2 separate regions of the Homo sapiens genome follow, and region 1 is linked to region 2. Evidence: read pairs that join two places in POLR2A ChIA-PET (ENCODE). Cell type or tissue: Caco-2. All regions are shown on one strand.

Region 1 (5,000 bases), 110 kb before region 2:
AAAAATAAATACATAAACACTAAAAATTCATAATTTGTAAAGAAATGTAAGTGCAGAAGATTGCTCTCAAACTTAAAATAATTAAAACTCTCCTGCATTTAAAATACCATTCTTAATTTACCTGTTTCATACATTTAAAAAAAATCTTTTTGGGTTTTTTTTTTTTGTTTTTTGTTTTTTGTTTTTTTTTGAGGTGGAGTTTTGTTCTTGCTGCCCAGGCTGGAGTGAAATGGCGCGATCTTGGCTCACCGCAACCTTCGCCTCCCGGGCTCAAGTGATTCTCCTGCCTTAGTCTCCCGAGTAGCTGGGATTACAGGCATGAGCCACCATGCCCGGCTAATTTTGTATTTTTAGTAGAGACTGGGTTTCTCCATGTTGGTCAGGTTGGTCTCGAACTCCTGACCTTACATAATCCGCCCGACTCGGCCTCCCAAAGTGTTGAGATTACAGGAGTGAGCCACTGAGCATGGCCGGGTTTTTTTGTTTGTTTTGTTTTGTTTTTCTGTTTTTTGTTTTTTTGAGACGGAGTTTCACTCTGGTTGCCCAGGCTGGAGTGCAATGATGCAATCTTGGCTTACTGCAACCTCCTCTTACCGAGTTCAAGCAATTCTCCTGCCTCAGCCTCCCAAGCAGCTGGGATTACAGGCATACACCAGCACGCCCAGCTAATTTTTTGTATTTAGTAGAGACAGGGGTTTCACCATGTTGGTCAGGCTGGTCTCGAACTCCTGACCTTAAGTGATCCACCCACCTCAGCTTCCCAAAGTGCTGGGATTACAGGTGTGAGCCACCGCACCCGGCCTGTTTCATACATTTGATATTCTGTAGAGATTTCACAAGGCGGCATATGTCTCTGAAACCCCTTCATGATGATTATAAACTGTGGCCTCTTTAAAGACAGAGCTGGCCGGGCGCGGTGGCTCAAGCCTGTAATCCCAGCACTTTGGGAGGCCGAGGTGGACAGATCAGGAGGTCAGGAGATCGAGACCATCCTGGCTAACACGGTGAAACCCTGTCTCTACTAAACATACAAAAAAAAAAATTAGCCGGGCGTGGTGGCGGGCGCCTGTAGTCCCACCTACTCGGGAGGCTGAGGCAGGAGAATGTCGTGAACCCAGGAGACGGAGCTTGCAGTGAGCCGAGATCGCGCCACTGCACTCCAGCCTGGGCCACAGAGCGAGACTCCGTCTCAAAGAAAAAAAAAAAAAAAGACCATCCTGGCTAACACGGTGAAACCCTGTCTCTACTAAAAATACAAAAAATTAGCCGGCCATGCTGGCGGGCGTCTGTAGTCCCAGCTACTCGGGAAGCTGAGGCAGGAGAACAGCGTGAAATCGGGAGGCGGAGCTTGCAATGAGCCGAGACTGCGCCACTGCACTCCAGCCTGGGCGACAAAGCAAGACTCCATCTCAAAAAACAAAAAACAAAAAAGACATAGAGCCAACAGATCTACTGCTTGATACCCTATGTATTAGACTAAAGTAAAATCCTGTCAAGGACTATTTCTGCACCGTGGAACTGAAGAATGACTTTGTTAAATTTCAACCAATTTAAAAAAATAAAACAGGGCTGGGCATGGTGGCTCACACCTGTAATCCTAGCACTTTGGGAGGCTGAGGCAGGTGGATCACCTGAGGTGAGGAGTTCAATACCAGCCTGGCCAGCATGTTGAAACCCCATCTCTACTAAAATACAAAAGTTAGTCGGGGGTGGTGGCATGGTAATCCCAGCTACTTGGGAGGCTGAGGCAAGAGAATTGCTTGAACCCGGGAGGTGGAGGTTGCAGTGATCTTAGATCCCGCCATTGCACTCCAGCCTGGGCGACAAGAGTGAAACTCCGTATCAACAACAACAACAAAAACAACAAAGGTCGGGCACAGTGGCTCACGTCTGTAATCCCAGCACTTTGGAGGCCAAGGTGCGCAGAACACGAGGTCAGGAGTTCAAGAACAGCCTGGCCAACATGGTGAAACCCCGTCTCTACTAAAAATACAAAAATTAGCTGGGTATGGTACACATGCCTGTAATCCCAGCTACTCAAGAGGCTGTGGCAGGAGAATCACTTAACGGGGACCTGGGAGCCAGAGGTTACAGTGAGCTGAGATCACACCACTGCACTCCAGCCTGGGCTACAGAGCGTGACTCTGTCTCAAAACAAAACAAAACAAACAAACAAAAAGATAAACTTCAACCCATTTTTAAATGGTCTTTCTAATTATATGAGTTTCAGATGGACTTTGAACATAGGAGAAATGGAAGAGTCCTCATACAGTGAACAAACATCAGCGTATCACATTCCCAAGGTAGGGGATAAGTTAAACCCTTTTAGATAAGGTTTACAAGAGTCATTACAACTTTCCATTGAGATAAGCTGGAAGGTTATTGTGGTAGCCAGTCACCAAATGGCCCCAGTGATCCTTGCTTCCTGGAATTCACTTACTAGTTTACACACCTTCCCACTTGGAATCATGTGGGAAGGTGTGTAACATGGAATCATGTTGTACTCTATGTCCAACAGAATGAGGCAGAAGTAACAGTGTGTTGTTTCCAAGGCTAGATCATAAAAGATATTGCAGTTTGTACCTTCGTCTTGGTCTTAGATCACTGACTCCAGGGGAAGCCTGCAGTGAGGACACTCAGCAGTCCTATGGGTGGGGAGTCAATCACAGTCCTGAAAGGCACAGTCCTGAATGCCATCATCCTGAATGTTGAAATTCTAAAAGATCAAAATCCTACAAATATAATTCTGGAAAAAATCATTTAAAAGTCTTTAAGGGGGATTTATTGAGAAATATATAAAAACACAACAGAAGGCTTCATAAACCTCTTACACAATAAAACAGACAATAATAACATTCACTTTTTTACAAGTATAAACACTCAGATATGCTAACAACAGCTGTATGGGCATAACAGTTATGAGCAGACAAGCCATATTCATAAAGAAATAGGTCGAAATGGGAAACATATAAACACACATCACTGTAGTTGGTAATTGTGTGCACCCAGCTTTATAACTGCAGGTATCTGAAATACCATGACAAACAAGCTAAGTCTTTGATGAGATCAATCAAAAAACTTGATGGGTCACCATCACATATTCGGTCACCCAAACAGCCAAGATTTGGAGACTTTTTTTTTTTTTTGAGACGGAGTTTCGCTCTTGTCGCCCAGGCTGGAGTGGTGCAATGGTGCTATCTCGGCTCACCACAACCTCTGCCTCCTAGGTTCAAGTAGTTCTCCTGCCTCAGCCTCCTGAGTAGCTGGGATTACAGGCATGCAACACCACGCCTGGCTAATTTTGTATTTTTAGTAGAGACGAGTTTTCTCCATGTTGGTCAGGCTGGTCTCGAACTCCCGACCTCAGGTGATCAGCCCGCCTCGGCCTCCCAAAGTGCTGGGACTACAGGCATGAGCCACCGTGCCTGGTGATCTGGAGAAATGTTATCACAAATGCAGATGTACGAAAAGAACATCTCGCCGGGCGCAGTGGTTCATGCCTGTAATCCCAGCACTTTGGGAGGCCGAGGCGGGAGATTCACCTGAGGTCAGGAGTTCGAGACCAGCCTGGCCAACATGGTAAAACCCCATCTCTACTAAAAATACAAAAATTAGCTGGGCTTGTGGCAGGCACCTGTAAATCCCAGCTACTCAGGAGGCTGAGGCAAGAGAATCGCTTGAACCCAGGAGGCAGAGGTTGCAGTGAGACAAGATCGTGCCATTGCACTCTAGCCTGGGCAACAAGGGTAAAATTCCATCTCAAAAAAAAAAAAAAAAAAAAAAAAAAAAGAACGTCTCTTCTTTTTTCTTTTTCTTTTTTTGTTTTTTTGAGAGAGATCTCGCTCTGTCACAACACAGGCTGAAGTGCAGTGGCACCATCTCGGCTCACAGCAGCCTCCAGCCCAGGCTGGAGTGCAGTGCAGCAGGCTGGTCTCGAACTCCTGACCTCAGGTGATCTGCCTTCCTCGGCCTCCCAAAGTACTAGGATTACAGGCGTTAGCCAGTGCACCTGGCTCTCCCCTCCTTTATTGAGGAAGTTTCAACGTTGTCACATACATGCACACTGCTTACTCACACAAAGTCAACATTGTGGCGGGCTCAGGAGTTCGACACTAGCCTGGCCAACATGGTGAAACTCCATCTCTACTAAAAAAAAAAATACAAAAATTAGCCGGGCATGGTGGCAGGTGCCTGTAATCCCAGCTACTCGGGAGGCTGAGGCATGAGAATCGCTTGAACCCAGCAGGCGGAGATTGCAGTGAGCCGAGATAGTACCACTGCACTCCAGCTTAGGCGACAGAGTGAGACTCTATCCAAAAAAAAAAAAAAAAAAAAAAAAGTCAACATTGTGATAATACACATTCATGCAGTCAAGTTTCTGATGTCCACGGCAACAGAAGAAAAGTCTGTCCCAGCTCTCAGAGAGACCAAATTGTCTTCTGTATTTGTTCTTTCTGGGCCGATCGGATGGTGCCCACCAACACTGAGGGCAGATCTTCCCAACCCAGTGCACTAGGAATCACACAGTAATCTGCTCTGGAAACATCTTTAAGCATCAAACCTTAAAGAAGGTAATACTTGTTAAGATTTCATGTAGGCCGGGCGCGGTGGCTCACGCCTGTAATCCCAGCACTTTGGGAGGCCGAGGCGGGTGGATCATGAGGTCAGGAGATCAAGACCATCCTGGCTAACAAGGTGAAACCCCGTCTCTACTAAAAATACAAAAAATTAGCCGGGCGCGGTGGCGGGCGCCTGTAGTCCCAGCTACTGGGGAGGCTGAGGCAGGAGAATGGCGTGAACCCGGGAAGCGGAGCTTGCAGTGAGCCGAGATTGCGCCACTGCAGTCCGCAGTCCGGCCTGGGCGACAGAGCGAGACTCCGTCTCAAAAAAAAAAAAAAAAAAAAAAAAAAAAAGATTTCATGTAGTACCAAAGAAGAATATCAACAATTATCTGGCTGGGTGCAGTGGCTCACGCCCGTAATCCCAGCACTTTGAGAAGC
Region 2 (5,000 bases):
CACAATAATAAGAAGACTATCAAGCAACAATTTTAACTCCTGCCTCTCTATATTCAGGAATATACAATGAAACTATCAAATATAATTAAACATATTAATGTAAAGTGCTAAGAAAAATACTAACATACAGTAAGTACTCAATAAGTAACTCCATAAACTACATTTGAAGAAATAAATATATTTCCTATTTAGTGCTTCTACTTTCTCATCTATAAGAAGACTCTTCTACTTATTAATTTTTAAACTTCATCTGTTTTTCTTACTCTTTAAACAATAAATAACTTGTTTGGGTAATTTTGAGACTTAGGAAAGAGTCAAAACACTCAAAGTCTTAGCCAGCTGCAAAGACATGAAATAGACTGTTTCAAAGACAGTACTCTAGTTGTAAAACCTAGGACTTAGAGAATCTCACCTGGTCATTAGTATCTCAAATTTTAATTATATTGTAAATGAACAAAATGCTGAATGCAAATACAAAATTGTTTACTCAATGATTTCAAATATATATACGTGTGTGTGTGTGTATATATATATATAATTCTATTTTTTGTTTTTGAGACAGGGTCTCAAAACCAGGTTGGAGTGCAGTGCTCTGTTCACTACAACCTCTGCCTCCCAGGTTCAAGTGATTCTCCCACCTCAGCCTCCTGAGTAGCTGGGATTATAGTCGTGCGCCCCCACATCCAGCTATTTTTGTAGTTTTTGGTAGAGAAGGGGTTTTGCCATGTTGGCCAGGCTGGTCTTGAACTCCTGACCTCAAGTGATCCGCCCACCTTGGCATTCGAATTGCTTGAGCTCAGGAATCTGAGACTAGCCTGGCCAACACGGCAAAACCCCATCTCTACAAAAAATACAAAAATTAGCCGGGCACATGTTGTACACCTGTAGTCCCAGCTACTTGGGAGGCTGAGGTGTGGGGAATGGCTTGAGCCCAAGAGGTGGAGGTTGCAGTGAGCTGAAATCATGCCACTTCACTCCAGCCTGGGCAATAGAGCCAAACCCTGTCTCAAAAAGAAAAAAAAAAAGGGGGGGAGGCCGGGTGTGGTGGCTCACACCTATAATCCCAGCACTTTGGCAGGCCGAGGCAGGTGGATCATGAGGTCAAGAGATTGAGACCATACTGGTCAACATGGTGAAACCCCATCTCTACTAAAAATACCAAAATTAGCTGGGCATAGTGGCGCACACCTGTAGTCCCAGCTACTTGGGAGGCGGAGGTTGCGCTGAGCAGAGATTGTGCCACTACACTCCAGCCTGACAAAACAGTAAGACACTGTCTCAAAAAAAAAAAAAAAAAAAGAGAAATCTGTTCCCTTTTTTCTTTTTTGGAGACTGAGTCTCGCTCTGTCACCCAGACTGGAGTGCAGTGGCACAATCTCGGCTCACTGCAAGCTCCGCCTCCCGGGTTCACGCCATTCTCCTGCCTCAGCCTCCCAAGTAGCTGGGACTACAGGCACCCACCACCACGCCTGGCTCATTTTTTGTATTTTTTTAGTAGAGAGGAGTTTCACCGTGTTAGCCAGGATGGTCTCGATCTCCTGACCTCGTGATACGCCCGCCTCGGCCTCCCAAAGTGCTGGGATTACAGGCGTGAGCCACCGTGTCCAGCCTCCTTTTTTTCTTTAATCACATTCAGGCTTTTTGTTTTTTTAAATAGAGACAGGGTCTCGCTATGTCACCCAGGCTGGTCTTGAACTCCCGAGCTCAGGCAATCCTTTCACCTTGGCCTCCCAAAGTGCTGGGATTACAGACGTGAGCCACTGAGCCAGGCCAGGCCACTTTTAAGATGTTTATTGTGGTAGGCTGAACAATGGCTCCCCAGGAGGTATCTACATCCAAATTCCTAGGAGCTGTAAATGTTACCTTATATGTCAATAAATGACTTTGCAGATGTCATTCAATTATGGATTTTGAGATGGGGATTTTGAGATTATCCTGGATTATCCAGGTGGGCCTTAAAGGCAATCACATCATCTTTTTTTGAGATGGAGTCTCACTTTGTCCCCTGAGGTTGGAGTGCAGTGGCCCCATCTTGGCTCACTACAACCTCCGCCTCCCATGTTCAAGTGATTCTCCTGCCTCAACCTCCCGAGTAGCTAGGACTACAGGCATGCACAACCAGGCCCAGCTAATTTTTGTATTTTTAGTAGAGATGGGCTTTTGCCACGTTAGCCAGTCTGGTCTTCAACTCCTGACCTCAGGTGATCCACCTGCCTCAGCCTCCCAAAGTGTTGGGATTATAGGCGTGAGCCACCACGCCGAGCCAGGACATTATCCTTATATATAAAAGGCAGAGGCCAGGCGCCACTGGTGGCTCACGCCTGTAATCCCAGCACTTTGGGAGGCCGAAGTGAGTGGATCACCTGAGGTCAGGAGTTCGAGACCAGCCTGACCAATGTGGAGAAGCCCTGTCTCTACTAAAAACATAAAATTAGCTGGGTGCGGTGGTGCATGCCTATAATCCCAGCTACTTGGGAGGCTGAGGCAGGAGAATGGTGTGAACCTGGGAGGTGGAGCTGGCAGTGAGCCGAGATCACGCCACTGCACTCCAGTGACAGAGTGAGACTCTATCCAAAAAAAAAAAAAAAAAACTGACACAGGAAAAAAACACTCCAATAACTAATGAGAAGGTCATGTGACCATGGAGGCAGATTAGAGTAATGCAGCCACAAACCAAACCAAGGACTGCTGCTGCTGGTAGCCACTGAAAGCTGGAGGAGGCAGGGAATTCTTCCCTAGAGCCTCCGGAGGGAGAGCTGGCCCTGCCAGGTTGACATCCTGACTTCTCTGACTTCAGCTCAGTGATACTGATTTCTGACTTCTGGCCTTCAGAACTGTGAGAGAATAAATTTATGTAGTTTTAAGCCATCAAGTTTGTGGTAACTTGTTACAGCAGCCACAGGAAACTAGTTCATTTATCATACAGGTTTTGGAATAATGACTAGCATTTCTCCACTTCTGAGGTTTTCATTGCTTAGTCTAGCATTTCCAAAACACACCTAATAAGAATCAACCTGGTTGCTTGTTAAAAATACAGAATCTGGCTGGGCATGGTGGTTTACGCCTGTAATCCCAGCACTTTGGGAGGCTGAGGCGGGTGAATCACGAGGTCAGGAGATCGAGATCATCCTGGCTAACACAGTGAAACCCCGTCTCTACTAAAAATACAAAAAAATTAGCCGGGCGTGGTGGCGGGTGACTGAAGTCCCAGCTACTCCGGAGGCTGAGGCAGGAGAATGGCGTGAACCCAGGAGGCAGAGCTTGCAGTGAGCCAAGATAGCGCCACTGCACTCCAGCCTGGGCAAGAGCGAGACTCCATCTCAAAAAAACAAAAACAAAAACAAAAAACAGAATCTGGGGCCGCGTGTGGTGGCTCACGCCTGTAATACCAGCACTCTGGGAGCCCGAGGTGGGTGGATCACGAGGTCAGGAGTTCAAGACCAATGTGGCCAAGATGGTGAAACCCCGTCTCTTACTAAAAATACAAAAATTAGCTGGGCCTGGTGGCAGGTGCCTGTAATCCCAGCTACTCGGGAGGCTGAGGCAGCAAACTGCTTGAACCTGGGAGGCGGAAGTTGCAGTGAGGTGAGATGGTGCCACTGCACTCCAGCCTGGAAGACAGAGCGAGACTCCATCTCAACACAAAAACAAAAACAAAAACAAAAAAACAGAATCTGGCTGGGTGTAGCAGCTCACACCTATAATATTAACACTTTGGGAGGCTGAGGCGATTGGAACACTTGAGCTCAGGAGTTCAAGACCAATCTAGGCAACATGGCAAAACCCCATCTCTAAAAAAAAACCGAAAACAATAACCAAAACAAAAATTAGCCCAGCCTGGTGGGACACACCTGTAGTCCCAGCTAGCTGAGACAGGAGGATTGCTTGAACTCAGGAGGTCGAGGCTGCAGTGAGCCAAGAAACTGCCAATGCACTCCAGCCTGGGTGACAAAGTGAGACCCTGTCTCAAAAAAAAAAAACCAAAAAACTCCAAAACCAGAAACAGAATCCCAGGCCTATCAAAACAGGAACGTCAGGCAAAGGCCCTTAAAATCTGTAACCGAATACACCAGCAGACATTTTCAGGATTTTCCTTGCCTTTATATTCTGTCAAAATTTCCTCTCAGCTGTTAATATGTTGTTCTTAATATTTATATGAAATATTTTGGCCAGCCAAGGTGGCTCACGCGTGGAATCCCTGCACCTTGGGAGGCCAAGGCAGGAGGATCGCTTGAGCCCAGGAGTTTGAGACCAGCCTGGGCAACATAGCAAGACCTGTCTCTACAAAATAAAAAAATTAGCTGGGCATGGTGGCCCACATTTGTAGTCTCTGCTACTCAGGAAGCTGAGGCAGGAAGATCAAGAGTTTGAGGTTGCAGTGAGCTATGATGGCACCACTGCACTCCAGTCTCGTAAGACCCTATTTCAAAAATTTTTCTTCCAGATTTCCTATCTCTATGTACACTTTTGCTTTCAGATTTTTTTTTTTAACTACTGATCTATCAGTTTGGAAGCATACCTTTCAGAGATATCTACATTTGAGAAGATGTTATTTATTCTTCCAATTCAAGATTATTCCAAGTTATTAAAACAGTTCTTTCTCTTCCATTTCCTTATCCTTCTATACTAAATATACTGTTTCCCTTTATTGTTTAGTTTTTTTTTTGATAGCACAACACTTGGTTTCTTAAATGGTAACTTTTATCTATATAAAATATCCCTGTACTATCCACTTAACGGTTTTGGTCTTGAATTCTACTTATTTTGGCATAATTTACATACAATAAAATACAGATTTTCAGTATAAAGAGCTTTAACAAATATATAGGCCACCTACCATACTCACAGGCTTATGTGATCCTCCTGCCTCAGCCTCCTAAGCAATTGGGACCACAGGTGTACACCACCACATCTGGCTAATTATTATTATTTTTTAAGAGATAGGGTCTCCCTATGTTGCTCAGGCTGTTCTCGACCTCCTGGGCTTAAGTGATTCTCCC

What was found. Peaks named below come from ENCODE experiments on the same cell type or tissue, not always from the same donor. Only the 100,000 strongest peaks of a DNase experiment are listed, where the experiment ranks them.
Region 1: POLR2A ChIA-PET joins it to region 2 with 6 read pairs; 2 of 35 experiments call an interaction of 5 or more read pairs at or near these places.

Annotation. Positions count from the first base shown.
Region 1 is chr14:34,503,655-34,508,654 of GRCh38, forward strand. No RefSeq gene overlaps it. Among named protein-coding and RNA genes, the nearest start is that of EAPP, 34 kb to the right of the region's middle. In Caco-2, no CTCF peak of the experiment used is centred here; DNase peaks (open chromatin) are centred at 2,097 and 2,407.
Region 2 is chr14:34,610,469-34,615,468 of GRCh38, forward strand. The region is part of intron 2 of SNX6 (sorting nexin 6); the gene reads right to left. Among named protein-coding and RNA genes, the nearest start is that of SNX6, 17 kb to the right of the region's middle. In Caco-2, no CTCF peak of the experiment used is centred here; no DNase peak of the experiment used is centred here.